2 separate regions of the Homo sapiens genome follow, and region 1 is linked to region 2. A link is an interaction called in ENCODE POLR2A ChIA-PET data of the cell type or tissue named here. Cell type or tissue: IMR-90. All regions are shown on one strand. Each heading gives the region's core, and the rest is flanking DNA. Links, peaks and the distances in the headings are about the cores only. Region 1 has its middle 23 kb from the start of ZNF503-AS1. Region 2 has its middle 19 kb from the start of ZNF503-AS2.

Region 1 (5,374 bases), core at 51-5,050, 110 kb before region 2:
ATAAGGACACTTGTCATTGTATTTACGAACCACATAGATAAACCAGGATAAACTCTTCTTAAGTCATTTGATTATTCGCATCTTTCACCATAGAAGGTAATATTCACAGGTTCTGGGATTAGGACACAGACATATCTTTTGTGGGGGTCACCACTGATCCAACTACAGCTCAATTCACATAACTGGTCAGCGGGTCCCTGGGTTGCACAACTCCAGGGACACAGTGTTTAATGCAGTGGCCTTGCTGGTGACAGCAAAGCTGGGACTTGAATCCAGGCCAGCCTGAGTCCAAAGCCCACTGTGTTTCCATCTAGAATTTAAATTCTTTTTTTTTTTTTTTTTTTGTTTGAGATGGAGTCTCGCTCTGTCGCCCAGGCTGGAGTGCAGTGGCGTGATCTTGGCTCACTGCAGGCTCCGCCCCCCGGGTTCACGCCAGTCTCCTGCCTCAGCCTCCCAAGTAGCTGGGACTACAGGCACCCGCCACCTCACCCGGCTAATTTTTTGTATTTTTAGTAGAGACGAGGTTTCACCATGTTAGCCAGGATGGTCTCAATCTCCTGACCTCGTGATCTGCCTGCCTCGGCCTCTCAAAGTGCTGGGATTACAGGCGTGAGCCACCACGCCCGGCCCCCCATCTAGAATTTAAATTCTAAAGGTTTGTGAATCAGAGCAGTTCAACATGGTTGTCTGTTTATCAGTATTGAAGGTTGGATACCCGACGAACCACCCAGTACCAGGCTGATGGCTTTTCCTTTTAATCTCTCTTTCCCCCTTTACTGGCTCCTCCCTTGCCCTGGTGGGGTGCGCTTTGCCTCTGAAAGGATAAGACTTCCTCACATCTGTAAAGTGCTTTACCCTTTATAAAGCAATTTCACATAATATATAATATGAGAACTTTTTTTTTTTTAAGCATTGGTGCCATTTACTGTTCTTGATTTAAAAAGCAGAGGAGTTGAGTTCCTTTGTTATTTTTCAAGGAAAAACAGACCCCAGATTAAGTTGATTTTTGCATATAACCCCTGCTTGATTTCTTTTGGAGGTCACTGGCCTTTGATAGAAAAAAATCTCCACACTCTTGCAGCCTGAGGAAATGGAAAGACAACAAAAGACTTGAGCAGCCCAAAGAAAGAAGAAATCAGACCAACGCTTGGGGCCTCCTCCTCAGGGCAGAGGGCTGCGGGGAAGGAGGCTGCCCAAAGAACTGGCTTTCCTCTATGGTGAGGGTTGTCCTGGGCTCCTTGGAGGGCACCAGGCTGCTTGTGGCAGCTGTTTCCAGAATCCCAGCACATGTACCCTCGAGGTGCTCATGCAGTCTCTGCAAAGCTGCCCACATGTCCGTACTCATAACCCACATGTGTGCACACACGCATACACATCCCATCTCTCTCACGCATATGCACATGGATACATGACAAATGTTAATGCTAACACTTATTAAGCACTTTCTGTGCACCAGCACCATTGATCAAATGCCTTCTTGAATCATTTCAATCCTTACAACAGCTGTGAGACCAGTAATATTATTTTCTCCATTTAGCAAATGTAGAAACTGAGGCAGAGAAAGGCAAAGTAACTTGTTGGAGTTAGATTTCAACCCAGTCCAGCTGGGCCCAGAGTCCACACTGCTTCATCCAGACCCCCACCTACCATAGTACGACACACACTTGTGCACACACGTACACACAGACCCATGCCTGCACATGTGGGCAAACACACCTGCATTCCATCACACACATGGCCAGACCTATGTGTGTGCAAATGCACTGACACAACACTCACCCACCGACCCCACACGTACTGTGCTGCTTCCTCTCCTGCCTGTCTTCTCAGGAACCGGTTTTCTTTTTCTTTTTATTTTTAAGAGATGAGTTCTCTCTATGTTGCCCAAGCTGGTCTTGAACTTCTGAGCTCAATTGATCCTCCTGCCTCAGCCTCCCAAAGTGCTAGGATTACAGGCATAAGCCACCATGTCTGGCCATAGGAACTGGTTTTTTTCTGAAGCCAATGACTGAGGCCAGGCTGGACTGGGCATCAGAGTGAGGATGGGGGTAGGGTGGCCACTGACAGGGTGATGGAAAGCAGGAAAGTCACAAATAAGCAAACAGCCCCGCCTGGACACAGTTTCGGCTGGGCGTTTCCTGAATGTCCAGGGACATGTTTATTTTTTGATGACTGTCCAGAGCTGACCTCAAGTCTCTCCCTTCCCGAGTGGCCATCATGATGGAGCTGTGGCGCTGTGGGTCTGGCTTAGTTGGGAGTGATGTTTACAAATGTCTCTCTTCTCCAGCGGAGGCTGGGAGGCCCTCGAGGGTAGGCCCCATCTACTTCTCAACTTCATACCCCCAACTCAGGGTGTTCCTCGGATGCCAGCTCTCTGACCCCAGGAGGTTGGATTGGGCTGGAGAGTGTTCACTCCAGCCTCCTGGCCTTTGCTCAAGCTGTCCTTTGCCTGGGATACCCAATTCCTGTTCTCAAGGTAAATCCTATTCTCCTTCCTGAATCTCAATCAAATGACACCTCCTCCAGGAAGCTGTCTAGGTTCTTTCAGGGTCTAAGAAATCTCTTTTTTCCCCGGCATTTAATTTTTTTTTTTTTTTTGACAGAGTCTTGCTTTTTCGCCCGGGCTGGAGTGCAATGGTGTGATCTACACTCATTGCAACCCTGCAACCTCTGCCTCCTGGGTTCAAATGATTCTCCTGCCTCAACCTCCCAAGTAGCTGGGATTACAGGCATGCACCACTGCCTGGCTAATTTTTGTATTTTTAGTAGAGTGGGGTTTCACCATGTTGGCCAGGCTGGTCTTGAACTCCTGATCTCAAGTGATTTGCCCACCTCAGCCTCTCAAAGTGCTGGGATTACAGGTGTGAGTCACCACGCGCAGCCAAAAAAAATTTTTTTTTGGTGTAAAATACTTCTTAACTTTCCTCTAACTCATTTGCAGCATAAATGTCTGCCGTGGAGGGCTATTTTTTTTTTTTTTTTTTTGAGATGGAGTTTTGCTCTTGTTGCCCAGGCTGGAGTGCAATGGCACAATCTTGGCTCACCACAACCTCCGCCTCCCAGGTTCAAGCGATTCTTCTGCCTCAGCCTCCCAAGTAGCTGGGATTGCAGGCATGCACCACCACGCCTGGCTAATTTTGTATTTTTAGTAGAGACAGGGTTTCTCCATGTTGGTCAGGCTGGTTGCGAACTCCCAACCTTAGGTGATCCGCCTGCCTCGGCTTCCCGAAGTGTTGGGATTACAGGCATGAGCCACTGTGCCTGGTCAGTGGAGGGCTAATTGTGGTAAAATACGGATAATATAAAATTTACCATCTTAACATTTTAAGTGTCTAGTCTAATACACTTAAATATATCCACACTCTTGTATAACCATTGCCACCATTTATCCACATAACTCTTTTCCTCTTGCAAAACTGATTAAACCCATTAAATGATAACTCACTGTCCTCCTTCCCCCCAGCCCCAGCAACCACCATTCTACTTTCTGTCTCTCTGAATTTGACTACTCTAGGTCCCTCAGAAAAGTGGAATCATGCAGTATTTGTCTTTTTGTGTCTGGCTTATTTCACTTAGCATAATGCCTTCCAGGTTCATCTGTGCTGTGGCATGTGTCAGAACTTCTTTCCTTTTTAAGGCTAAATAATATTCCATTATATATATATATATACACCACATTTTTCTTATCCATTTATCTGTGAGTGGACACCTGGGGTGCTGCCACTTTTTGGCTATGTGAATAATGCTGCTCTGGACATGGGTGTACAAATATCTCTTTGGCACTTTGTTCTTTTCACACATATTTATTCATTCATCTGTTGACGGAAATTTGGGTTGTTCCCAGTTTTTGTCTATTACAAATAAAGCTGCTATAAACATTCATCTACAAATCTTTGTGAGAACATAAGTTTTCATTTCTCTTAGGCAAATATCTACCAGTGGACTGGATCATTATATATATATATATATATATTTTTTTTTTTTTTTTTTTTTTTTTCGAGATGGAGTCTTGCTCTGTCACTCAGGCTGGAGTGCAGTAGTGTGATCTTGGCTTACTGCAGCCTCTGCCTCCCAGGTTCAAGAGATTCTCCTGCCTCAGCCTCCCAAGAAACTGGGATTACAGGTGTGCACCACCATGTCCAGCCTGTTAGATGTACATTTAAAGACACTGTTAAATTGTTTTCCAAAGTGGTTGTATCCTTTTTTTTTCCAGAAAAGGATATTTTAAAAATTCAAGTAACTGCAAATAGGAAACCAGAGGGGGTCCCTGGCCTGGGACCTACTCACACCCTGGCAGAACAGGGGAAGGCAGCTCCTGTACCTGCTATGTTCAGTTCAGTCCCCTTTGTCACTCTGCTGCAGCATCTGAGGGTCCGGGCCCATCTTCCCTGGGACTGAGGTGGTTCATAAGCAGCCTGACACATGCAGCCCCTCTTGCCTGAGAAGACTATCTTGGGGGAGGGGAATGTGAGCAGAATAAGAGGTAATGAGGATGGACATTCGGTTCTGGGAGCAGCAGCCGTGATAGATGTTAAGAATGAAACACTGAACAAAAAACAACTGTCCAGAGGTAGTTTGTGAACGGGAGCCTGGGGGTGGCGCTCTCGAAGGCCGAGCTCTTTGTTATTGGCACCCCATCTGAGGAGGGAGAAACAGGCTGAGTGGTGGAAGCAGGTAGGGTTGGGGCACAGCCCCAGCTCACCTCAGGTGGCTGCCACAGGCAGCCTGGGCCTCACCTGGACAATAGGTGACCCTGCATCTGCATCACTGCAATAGAGACTCGGATCCCAGACTGAGGGCAAGGGGGCTGGGGCCCCTGTGAAGAAGGGTAGGTGGCTCAAACCCCTCCTGCCTTCCTTTCTGTACCCCAAAGCAGGCCGTGCAAAGGAGTGCAGGGACTAGCAAAAGGAGGGAAGGAAGAAAAATAGGTGTGAGCTCCACGTGGTGACAAAGACACAAGTTGGCTGGGAGCATCCTGGGGGCCAAGCGTCCCCCTCCACTGGCCACACCTGTTGCTGCCAGGGCAGTGGAGTAGGGTACGCCAGAATAAGAGGGGCTTGGGCTCCTTTTAAGGCCAGGGAACCCTCCCAGGCCCCTCTCTGGGAAACCAAAGGGAACAGTGGAGAAGCAGAGCGGGGGGTCCCCAAACCAAAAGCCCAGAGAGCAATGTCCGTACCGACATGCGCGTGGGGACGCAGGAGGGGCAGGGTGTGGCTAAGTGGGACGCAAGGTGTGGCGCAAGTGTGTGCATGGGTTGGCGGGGTGGCTGGGAGCTGAGGCCAGAGAACTGCTCCCCAGTCGACCGGCAGGGGCCCTGCAGCGGCTGCTGCGCGGCGCAGGGGGTGGTGGTGAGAGGGCAGGGTGAAGCGGTGGG
Region 2 (5,374 bases), core at 278-5,277:
GGCCTGCTCAGCACCTCTGGGTGGGAAGTGGCTGAAGTGGAAGGAATAGAGTGTCTGGTAACATGGGTTAGAATAGAAGTGTGTGAACCAGACCTGCTCACTCTATGCCAAACCTGTGCCCAGACTGACCTGGCAGTAGAGACTCTCCCTTCAGTGCATGAGGGAGAGGGAAGAACAACAGAGATGGAAAAGGCAGGGCTACTTACCCCTTGGAAGACTGCGGAGGCAGATTTAACACAGGCCTGAAATGACTGTCTTCATTTCCGGAATACCTAAGAGGTTTAGAGCGCTTACCACCTTCCAGGTCCCGTTCTCCCCAGTTACATAACCCTGGGAAGTTGGGACCATTATTCTCATCCTATGTTACAGATGAGGAAACTGAGGCTCAGGGAGCAACATGCCCAAGGTCACAGAGCCAGCCAGCTACAGAGCTGGAGTTTGAACCCAGACAATGGGGCCCTGGAGCTCAGCACGGTACCTATAGGCCACTGAAGCAGGCTCTAATGACTCAGGGTGAGGAGGGCACATTTTCAGGATTTTTGCTTCTGACTCCAGAATTAAAGCCCATAACCCCGAATGGGCCCTGTCTGGGAAGGATTTAAGATCAGCAATAATGAGAAGCACTGAGGCCAGGTCTTGAGTGGAAACTTTAGTAAGGTTTTGCACTGAGCAAAATCAAAGAGGATATGAAACTGCTTCCTCGAGATTCCGCCTTTGGAAATAGAATGCAATCATGTCAAAGAGCAAAGGTGGCTTCTCTGCATCTCAGCTCAGAATGTCCCTAAAATACCAAGAGACAAAGGGGAAAAAATGTGGCCCCTGAAAATTCTGCAGAAGAGGTAATATTGTTTCAAAGTTCCATGCAATTTTATGTCTGAACTTCAGACTTGGCCCTCAAGTGCCTGCACCCACTAAAAAGAACCCATCATGATCCCCTTATGGCAGTGGCCATACAGACCTCGAATTGCATCATGGCATTCGCGGGAATTATTCAGTGCAGCTGAAATTATAGTTTCTTTATGAAAATCCCACACGCTCACTCCAACCTGGAAAGAAATCCAGGCCCTCCAATCTCCATTCCTTCTTTTTCCTGTAATGAAACCCTGATTTGTAATTGATTTTAACAAAATAAAGACTACATTATCTAGCCTCTCTTGTAGCTAGATGGGTCTTGTGACCGAATTCTGGCCAATAAGATGTAAGAGGAACTGTTGTGGCAACTTCTGGGATGTGCGTGTGTAATTTTTGTTTGTTTGTTTTGTTTTGTTTTGTTTTGAGACAGGGTCTTGCTCTGTTGTCTAGGCTGAAGTGCAGTGGTGCCATCACAGGTCACTGCAGCCTCAACCTCCCAGGATTAAGCAATCCTCGTACTCAACTTCCCCAGTAGCTGGGACTACAGGCACACGCCACCATGCCTGGCTAATTTTTTTTGGTAATTTTTGTAGAGATGAGATCTCACTATGTTGCCCAGGCTGGTGTCAAGCTCCTAGCTTTGAATCCCCCACCTCAAACTTCCAAAGTTCTGGGATTACAGGCATGAGCCACTGTGTGTGGCCTGGGATGTGTTCTTAAAGGGAAGGGGTACACTTTTCTCTTCTTATTCCTGTTGGCTGAGAGGGAGATGTGATAGCTGGCACTCATGCAACCAGTATGGACCATGTGAAGAGGATAGTGGAGCAACAAAATAGAACTTTGAGTCTCTGATAACTTCATGAATTTGCCATGCCAATCCTGGGCTGCCTCCAGATTTCAATTGTGTGTATATGTGTGTGTGCAGTGGGGGGACAAATGGATAAAGAGTTATTTTCATTTTCTGTCACTTGCCACAGAACCTAATTCTTTTTTTTTTTTTTTTTTTTTTTTTTTTTTGAGACGGTCTCACTTGGTGGCTCAGGCTGGGCACAATCTCTGCTCACTGCAACCTCTGCTTCCTGGGTTCAAGTGATTCTCCCATCTAAGCCTCCCGAGTAGCTGAGACTACAGGCATAAGCCACCGTGCTCAACTAATTTTTGTATTTGTTTTGGTAGAGACAGGGTTTTACCATGTTGGCCAGGCTAGTCTTGAACTCTTGACCTCAAGTGATCCACTTGCCTTGGCCTCCCAAAGTGCTGAGATTATAGGCCTGAGCCACCACACCCAGCCTACAGAACCTAATTCTAATAAACAAACCCATAATTCAGTTCAGCCATGAGCCAAAATGGTGGTAGTCAAATACTCCCTTAAAGTATGAGGGAGTCATACTTTTTTTTCATGTTTCAGTGGTATGTTTAATTAAACAAATGCTCATGACAGATTTTCACAACAGCAACAAATGTTATTTCACAACATCAAATCTTCCTTACTAAGGAAAAAATGGGAACAACAACAAGGCTGATGGATTTGGATTATTTTTCATGTTTCCTGGAGGTAAAAGCAGTGTCCTCAACTTGTATTCCTCTGTTTCCTCATGTCGGAGACTATCTGTTTCCATTCTCTTTACCTCCTCTCTGGCTGTGTGTCCCCAGAAGGCAGCCTGGATTTTGACAGCAGCAACCTCTTCTTTTTCCTTATCTTCCTCAGAAGAGTCTAAGATGGTGACTGGTGTCTCTTTCTCCTTCCCAGATATTGGAGAGTTTTCTTGTTTAGGATCACATTTCTCAGGTGGTTCTTGCTCCTCGAATGCATGACTGTTCTAGAAGCAGTCTTCTACCTGAGTCCCCCATTCTGCTGGATCAAAAGTGGTTTTCTCTCTTTTCTCTGGAAAGCTGTCAAAATATGCTGCTGCAAAAGCTGTATATTATCTGGTTGCTCTCTCAGAATCTCGTGGGTCAGCTCTTTAAGAAGACTCCCAAATCCTTGCAGAATTCAGTAGTGGGTATTGGAGAATGGAATCGACATCCTCTTGGTAAGAACTGCCTATGGAGCCTCCTCTTTCTCTGGGAGCTGGTGCCGCTGGTCCAGCTTACTTCCTCCTCTGACCTCATGTTCTAGGGATGCATGATCTCTCTCTTCCGGGGCAATTCAGGACCAGCACTGTCCAGCCTGCATCCTTCTTACTGATATCTGCCTTTCTTCCCCTAGGCTTCCTAACACACTGCTCTGGATTCTCTGGTTGAAGGTTCAGCTGTGGCTGCAGCTCTTGACTTGCTCTTGATGTCAGGACACTGGGTTGGAAGCCCGAGGGGCCCATGGTCCTCATTGTGTAACCTGGGAGAAGGTTGGGCTTTTACACATGAGTCCTCATGATTTTTCTCAAACGGATTCTTCCCCATCCCAGCACACACCTTGCAGCCTCTTGACAGAGCACCCATCCATCTAGGGCTGGGGAAAAACCAGAATTTTCTGAGCAGAAAACTCTATTCTAGGGTGCTCCTCAGCCCCCATTCCTCCTGATGTCTACCACAGGTCCAATCCTCTTCCTCTAAGGCTCCAGCTCCTCTTGCCTGAGTTTCCCCCCACTTCTGCTTTCTTTTCTAGGATTTTCAGACCTCCAGGGTCCTGGGAGACCAGGGCAGAGGTCATCCCACCAGAACATGTCTTGGTGACTGCAATCTCTGCCCCTCAGACCCCAGCATTTCCTGAGCTCTGTGGGCCGCCCAGTCATACCCTCACCCAGGCAATCTTGGAGTCACTTTGTGACTCAGCCGCTCAGTCTCCTGGTCACTTAGTCACTCAATCAGCTCTTCGGTAGTTAAATCAACTAACCAGTCACATGCTTCTGCCCTTGGCCAGGTGCTCAGATACTTCTTACTCCGCCATTTCATTTGCTATCTGTTCATTGATCAGCCATTCACTGAACCTGAATGAGCCAGCCCTGTGCTAAGTTAGTGGGGATAAACAGACACCAGGTACAAACCCTGTCCTGAACCAGGGCAGCTGCCAGTCTGTGTCCATCAGTCATTGGTCTGGCAGTCTGTTGGCTATTTAATTGATCTATTGGTCAATCAGCATGCCAGCTATTTGATCAATGGCCAGACCCTTGCCCTGGCAGACACTTGTCCTTGTGCTGAACTCTCAGGGTGTGTAGTCATCAGTCCATTCTTCAAAGGTGATTAGGAGACCTCAGAGGCTCCAGGAGGAGGTGCTCTGGAGCTGTGATGGAAGTTTAGGACGAGTCTGGCTCCTGTGGGAACTGGAAGGCCTGTGGGGCTTGCTCCCAAGTCAGGCCTCAGCTCAGGTGCTGGGAGGTGTGGGGCAGGGGATGCGGTCTGCTCTGTGTGGTGGGCGCTCCTGTCTGAGAACACTGAGGGCCCTGGATTCCAGCCCCCCTCTCTCCCTCCCTCCTGGTGATGGTGCAGACACACACACACATGCGCATACACACACTGATAATCTCACACATGCACACACAGACTCACACCACACACATAAACTCATGAACTCAGATATATGATCACATACAAATTCACAAACACACACACACTCGTACACACTTTCCCATATGGACTCACACAGGCACCAGCACACACTCATAAACACATAGAGTGTCACTTGGGCTTGTCCAAAAGTAAGTTTGTCCCTCATCACAGGCAGGCCCCCACAGATAGCCCCATGCCACACTCAGAGATAGGTCAAGTAGCAGTCTTACATCAAGGCAAGTGCCACATGGACACAACTCCCTTGCCACATCCTCACTCCTAGCCCCTAGCTGGGTAGCTACCCAGCCAGGCCCCTAGCAGGGACACAGCCCTGTAGCCCTGCGGCCCAGCACCCAAATGATGCTCTGGCCATGGAGCCCTGTGCACCTCCCCAAAGCCCCCACCTGGTTGGGGTCATGCTCAGAGTTTGAGGAACCCTGACTCCCCACACTGGGGCCACATTCCCTCTTGAGCCAGTTTTCCTCTGAGGTCTCTTGTCCCCACAGGAGGTGATGCCTCTGGCTACCTCCCTGTCCCCAGCCCCCTGGGACTACCCATTGGTCTTGAGTCTTCCTCGCTGACCTTCATCCCTCTGCCTCTCCAAGTCTGATGTTGTTCCTCACAAAGGTGCTCAAAGGGAACTCGGACACCTTTCTGTCCTTGGTGCTGAGACCCCATGCTATCCTCCCAGTTCTCTGCTACCAGACCACCCTTCTCGAGATGGAGATAGATGAGGGATGGGGAGCTGGGAATGTCCTTTTAAGGGGGTTCTCTATGGGGCCACGCCAAGGACAGAGCCTAGGGGAGGGACAAAGAGGTGGCCATCTTAGGGACCCGGAGGCCAGCAAGGCAGTGAGCTGAGAAACAGAAACATGGATAGAGGGACTTGCTATGGCTGGAGAAAGGCCAATCAGGAGACACACAGGAAGGTCACCGAGGTCACCCCTCTTCTGTGTGGCTGGGAGCATTCTCTTGGGATGGGCAAAGTGATACTGGCCTGTCTCAGTTATCTACTGCTACAAGAAAAAGAGTCTCA

Evidence for each region. Peaks named below come from ENCODE experiments on the same cell type or tissue, not always from the same donor. Only the 100,000 strongest peaks of a DNase experiment are listed, where the experiment ranks them.
Region 1: POLR2A ChIA-PET joins it to region 2 with 6 read pairs; 4 of 35 experiments call an interaction of 5 or more read pairs at or near these places.

Annotation. Positions count from the first base shown.
Region 1 is chr10:75,270,936-75,276,309 of GRCh38, forward strand. It overlaps the pseudogene HMGA1P5. Among named protein-coding and RNA genes, the nearest start is that of ZNF503-AS1, 23 kb to the right of the region's middle. In IMR-90, for the core only: no CTCF peak of the experiment used is centred there; no DNase peak of the experiment used is centred there.
Region 2 is chr10:75,379,967-75,385,340 of GRCh38, forward strand. It overlaps a transcript of ZNF503 not described here and the pseudogene SPA17P1. Among named protein-coding and RNA genes, the nearest start is that of ZNF503-AS2, 19 kb to the right of the region's middle. RefSeq lists an enhancer at 2,518-3,717. In IMR-90, for the core only: no CTCF peak of the experiment used is centred there; no DNase peak of the experiment used is centred there; H3K27ac peaks cover 194 bases.